Regions from separate parts of the Homo sapiens genome. Here region 2 is linked to region 1. Evidence: chromatin contacts called from ENCODE Hi-C data. All regions are on one chromosome and are shown on one strand. The core of a region is the stretch at or near the end of the contact, and the rest is flanking DNA. Distances in the headings are between cores, read along the strand shown.

Region 1 (3,195 bases), core at 429-2,928:
TACGAAGCAATCTGGAAAGCTAATTACGTGTTACTCTGCGCACATCTTCATCTCTGATGTGGAAACAGCATGGGCGAATCGGTCTGGTGGGGAAAAACATCATACTTAAGAAATACGGAGAATTTATTTCTCCGCAAGCCACATACGTGTTTTACCCCACACGTCATGAGGCCTGTGGCACCCCGATGGGGACTGAGCATTCACTCTTCTGCCCACGTGAGGAACCAACAAAAGCTGGCAAGGACACCCCAGGATAACACCCAAACACGTCGACTCGTGCGAAAGGCCTCATGCACGATCCTTTCTTGCTGTGGCAAAACCGTTAAGTTTCTCTCAACACACACAAAACCGAAGTAAAATGCTCATCCTCTGGCTCCCCTACAGTAGTAAAAATTAATTGCCACATAAAATTGCTGATTCCTACCAAATGAAGCTGTACGATTTATCAGCTCATGGATGGCGCAAACTCAATGGTGGTTTAACTACATCACCTGAGTTATTGCTGTGTTTTCTCTCAGTGACAGCTTTACGGGGAATGTAAGTTTTGCGAATTCATTCATGTAGGACAAACTTCCAAAGTAAACAAAAGCATTAAGCAGACACAGCTCTCCCGTGGCTATGTCACAGCGATTCTCAAAGCCACAGGGTGTCTGGGCAAGAAGGGTGGACACCCCGTGTAGGGACCCCTGCAGCAACTCCATCAGGCACGGTTTTCCCCCACCCCCAGGCTGCAGTGCCACCTTCCAGGGGTGCTCTCTGCTGAAGCCCTCAACCCCCCGCACCCCAACTTTAGAGGCCATCGTAATTTAATTATCCAACTCCAATTCCACATAGGAATCCAGTTATTTAAAATGCATTAAAAAAATAAATCACTGCCAGTAGGTTTTGTATTTTTGGCCAGGACAAAGAATTTATAAACAGCTTATATATATGGTGTGGAAGACAGTTAGATGGTGAATACCTCAGGGAACACCATAGTCTCCTCGGTTTTCACCAGAGTTTGCCTGGGAGCCGGGACATCCCTATCATTTTATGGGCTATTTCTGTTTTCTTCATCATTTGTCCCCTGTCCATTAGACAACAATGGATTGATCTTTTTCTAATCTGAATTAGGCCAGGCACAAACAGGTAAGTTACCTTCCGGTTTCCATAATTACGGGAACAGGCAAGTACTTCTTCCAAACTCAGGCCTTCAGAGAAAAATAACTGTGGTGGGAGGGGTGCAATCCCTGGGGAAACAGCGTTCTTGGTGAGGACAATGCTGAGGTCACCCATCGGTCTCCGAAGAATAGCAGTTCTACTTCTCAAGGGAAGAGAGCCCCAACTCTAAGAATTTCAGGTACATGAAAAAAAAGTGCCACAATCCATTGTCCAAGTTTGCCTTATGTTCTATTTATAGTCAGAGTGCGTGCTCTGAATCTGTTTTAGAATCATGTTCTTCAGGACAACTTGAAATAAAAATCAGAGAAGTTTAGTTTCAAAAAAGGCAGAGAGGTGACTATCCACCCAGGAGACTTCACCCATTCCCGCCACGCCAGTGTCCCCAGTCAGCCTTGACCCTGCTTCCCTGACTGTGTAGTGAGATGTGGGGATTCAGCCCAAGGCTTGTGGTTAAAGACAGAGGAAGAAAAGACAAAGAATGAAACCTTTCTGGTTTGGTGACTTAGCTCAGAGCTGGTCTGGCTCTTCTCTACTTTCTTGCCAAGTTTTGCATATTTGGGATTTCAGTTTCACAAGCTTCCCCACCTCACTGGTTTTACTGCTTAACGAGCAGAGAATATGCTCTAATGATTATCTGAAACACACCCACAGGTAACCACAACTGTTTCACACAGAACAGGAAATGCCCAGCAAAGAAACTCTCACTTGATGATGAAATGTTTGCCACTAGAAAATACATCGTACTGTCCCCATTCCATGGGCTCCCCAAACCACTCTGCACAAAAACTGTGGTTGCGGAGGGGCTGCTTGACAGACTGTTCTTTGACTGGGCTCTTCAGGTTCCAGTCTTTCCAGGGAGGTCCAGCCATCATCAGATCCAAATGGAAGTCTTGCAACTGGGGCACTCTGCTTGAACTCAAATGCCCCCAACAAGAGCCTTGTTCTCTTTGTGATGATTTCCTGTGCTGCACACATGAATCTGTGCTTTTCTCAATGTGCACTTTTTAAAAAATTGAAAACAACCCAAGGATGAGTCAACATTTTAATGCAGCTCATACCTGACTGTCAACTTCAGCAAAATAAAGGGAAGGAAGAGCAAAGCCCGCAGGGGCTTTGGGGAAGGCGAGGTGGCGAAGGGAAGAGGCAGGATCCGGCTAACAAATGCCAGTATCAGGGAAATACCAAGTCCACATCCTGCGCAGTCAGCTCCCCAGGATTTGTTTTTGTGGGTCTCTGAGCTGAGAGCTAAGGGGGCCGGAGGGAGAAAGTGGGAGGTAAAGTTAGAGGAGGGACTCACTGTAGGAGCACACTGCCAGCTCTTGTGGCCAGCCCCAGTGGAAAAGAAATCCCACTAAATTTACATCCATTCGTGCTCCATATGAAGAAGCTGAGGGTCACTGTCCTCTTCTAGCTATTTCATTCAGCTGGCTTTCCAGTCTATCAGAAAAATGCCATCATCGGCTGGGTGTGGTGACTCTCACCTATAATCCCAACACTTTGGGAGGCTGAGGTGGGCGGATAGCTTGAGCCTAGGATAGCTTGAGACCAGCCTGGGCAACATGGCGAAACCCTGTCCTAAGAAAAATACAAAAATTAGCCTGGCTTGGTGGCATGCGCCTGTAATCCCAGCTACCCAGGTGGCTGAGGTGGGAGGATCGCTTGAGCCCAGAAGGCAGAGGTTACAGTGAGCCCTGATTGTGCCATGGCACTCTAGCCAAAAAAAAAAAGCCGTCATCTTCTTGATGGTGAACTCCCTCTAATGCTCAGGCTGATGTCCTAACACCCAGGACAACGTCTGAGTGACCAGTGGCTCTTGGCTGAGGGATGTGAGCTATGAGCCCCTACATCACAGCTTCTGTTAACATGGCGATGGCTAGGCACAGGCAGCCACCCCTCTACCAAGCCACATCCCAAATCCTAACCCCAGCAGAGCCAGAGACTCAATGCTTTGTGTCACATGGAGCTACCAACATCAGGACCAGCGAGAAATCGGGAAAACATCAAGTCAGAACGTCCCGTGCCTTCTAAGCAGTC
Region 2 (3,053 bases), core at 23-2,522, 6.6 Mb after region 1:
CATAGAGGAAAATCTACCAGACTAATAGTGGACTTCTCAGCAGAAACCTTACAAGCCAGAAGAGATTAAGGTCCCATTTTTAGCCTTCTTAAAGAAAAAAAAATCCAGCCAAGAGTTTCATATCCTGGCAAACCAAGCTTCATAAACAAAAGAGAAATGAAGTACTTCCCAGACAAGCAAACACTAAGGGAATTTGTCACCACCACACTGGATCTACAAGAAATGTTCAAAAAAGTATTAAACATGCAAACAAAACAAAAGAGTAATACTGCTACCATAAAAGCACATATAAGTACAAAGCTCACAGACTCCATAAAGCAATGACCCAATTGAAACTACAAAGCAACTAGCTAACAACACTATGACAGGAATAAAACTTTACATATCAATACGAACCTTGAATGTAAATGGCCTAAATGAGTGGCAAACTGGATTTTAAAAAATAAGACCAACTTCCTGGTGCCCTCAAGAGACCCATGTCACATGTAATGACACCCAGGGGATTGAAGTAAGGGTATGGAGAAGAATCTACCATGCGAATGGAAAACAGAAAGAGCAGGGGTTGCTATTCTTATATCAGATAAAACAGACTTTAAAACAATAACAGTAAAAAAAAAAAAAAAAAGACAAAGAATATAAAAAAGGGATAAAGGGTTCATCCTACATATCTAGTCACCCAACATCAAAGCAGCCAGTTTTATAAAACAAATACTACTAGAACTAAGAACAGACATAGACAGTATTACAATGATAGTGGAGGACTTCAACACCCCACTGACAGCACTACACACATCCTCAAGGCAGAAAACTAGCAAAGAAACTCTGGGCTTAAACTAGATGTATGACCAATTGGACCTAATAGACATCTACAGAATACTCTATCCAACAACCACAGAATATACATTTTTCCCTTCTTTGCATGGAACATTCTCTACAGTTGACCACATGCTCGGTCATAAAGCAAGTCTAAATGAATTCCAAAAAACTGAAATCACATCAAGCATTTTCTCAGACCACAGTGGAGCAAAATTAGAAATCAATACCAAGAGGAATTCTCAAAACCACACAAGTACAAGGAAACTAAACAACTTGCTCCTGAATGACTTTTGGGTACACAATGAAATTAATAAAGAAAGAAAGAACTGTGAAACAAACGAAAATAAAGACACAACATGCAAAAAGCTCTGGGATACAGCAAAAGCATAAGCTGTGTCAGGAGTCAAATATGCTGAGGTCACCCCAGGAGGGGAGTTCCCTAGGCTCATTTCTAGAAAGCTTGTCACTTTCTGTGAGTGTCCCAGCATTTCCTGTTCACCGCAGGTGGAGGGCCCCACTCTCTATGTGTTAAGCCTGAGCAAACACACACACCAGAGTTCCATATTTACCTAAAGCCAGACCCGCACCACGTGGCCCCACACCACTGCTCAGGTTGTGCTCAGGTCAAATCAGAACATGCGGAAATGTTGATTTTCAAAGAAAACTATTAGCAGTTCAAGCATAAAGCTCCCTGCCTGGAGTGCAGTAAAAAGAAGGGCACCAGAAGTCCCCAGGGGCTCCCACAAGACTCACAGGAGCCACTTCCTTGTGGGAACACAGCCCTGTTCATGTTTGCTGCTGCTGAAATCATCCAAATCTACTTCCGGATATGGCGAATCTGCGTATTTTTATAAATTTCTTCGAAAGGCCTATATCTGTATACATGGGCCACAAAGGCTTATATCCTTATACAGACTAGAGTGGTAAATTTCTAGAAATGTCCCCAAGGAGGAAAGAAATGTGCCCTCAAAAATAGTATAAACAAAAGCATGGAATTTGCAAAAATAATGGAAATGTGCAATATTTTATTTTTCTCACTATCATGTATTAATAACAAAAATTATGTGTGGTGTATGATATTTAAGAAAGCAGCAGCCACAGACCTGCCACGTGGACCAGCACATGCGAGATGTTTGCAGACGTGGCCGGAAGTGTGCTGCTGTTTGGCCACAAGTCTCAGCTCCTTCCCCCCCACACTCACAGTCTCACTGGACAAGGGGAGCAAGACACCTGTTTCTAGACTATACCAGAGCTGTGCTACCAATGCCAAGACCCTGCTGCTTCTCCCCCTGTAGGACCAGTGGCCAGGAACACAGCCTCTCATCTTAAGATCAAAAGTCACTGAGAAGAAACCAACAAGCAAAGAAAGAAGAGTTGCCACCATCCCTCAGTGGAAGAAACTCACCTTAACCCTTGCATTTTATAGATTCAGTCAATGTTTTCTGATTGAGCCATTTTGGAATTGGAAAGGGCTAATATCATAGGTGAATTTCACATAAAAATCTGTCAGCCTGATAATTTTTGAGAACCGTATTCAGGGAATAGAGGTTGGGTGGCAATATGTGAATAGCCTTTGATTTAATTCAATGAACATTTATCAGATACTTCCATGTGCTATGTTATGGGGAAGTAAAATAGGCAAGGCCACTACCCTATCTAGAGAGTATTCTAGAAAGTGCCTCCCTGATGGAGGTTTAAGTTTTAATGTTATGATTTCAGAGATATTTGCATAGCTAAAGGAGAGTTCATGATTTCTCCCCAAAGAATGTGTTTTTTTTTAAAAAAAAGTGTACACAAATTACGTGTTTATAAGAAACCATAAAAGAGCAAATAAAAATATTGCATAATTGTACCACCCCTTTAGAAATAGAAACACTCTTTTTCTATTGTTTGTCATTCTATAATTATATGCAGGCACAAATATGAAAGAATCATTTCGATCCACACATAGCAGCTTTTCTTACAAATGCAGGACCACACGTGTAGACTGTTCTGTGATTTCCTGGACTGGCCAAATGCTACTACAATAATGCTGCACAGTGAACAGTCTCAAAACATCACTGGCTTCCAACGATGGTTTCATTCTAGTGTGCATGGCTCTGCAGGCCCATGTGCTTCAGCCTGACCCAGGTTGGGCCCTGCTGGGCAGCTCTACTCACAGCCGGGTTTGCATTTGTTCTGTGGGTTTCTGGGGCTCAGATTAGCTGGGCATTCTCATCTCCTGGCAGGCCACCAGC

What was found. Hi-C counts contacts between places; a loop is a spot of excess contacts on that map. Pooled maps may share reads with other maps.
Region 2: a map with no recorded cell type shows a loop between it and region 1 (36-fold over the local background). The contact joins two enhancer-like sites. A Hi-C loop is called at or near these places in 2 of 37 single-sample maps with no recorded cell type and 2 of 50 pooled maps.

Annotation. Positions count from the first base shown.
Region 1 is chr10:125,063,198-125,066,392 of GRCh38, forward strand. The region is part of intron 2 of CTBP2 (C-terminal binding protein 2); the gene reads right to left. Among named protein-coding and RNA genes, the nearest start is that of MIR4296, 32 kb to the left of the region's middle. RefSeq lists an enhancer at 1-383. Within about 2 kb of position 1,679, at least 15 of the 41 ENCODE cell types and tissues checked have a DNase peak (open chromatin) inside an H3K27ac peak, as active enhancers do.
Region 2 is chr10:131,640,064-131,643,116 of GRCh38, forward strand. No RefSeq gene overlaps it. Among named protein-coding and RNA genes, the nearest start is that of LINC01164, 150 kb to the right of the region's middle. RefSeq lists an enhancer at 1,493-1,642. Within about 2 kb of position 1,273, at least 2 of the 41 ENCODE cell types and tissues checked have a DNase peak (open chromatin) inside an H3K27ac peak, as active enhancers do.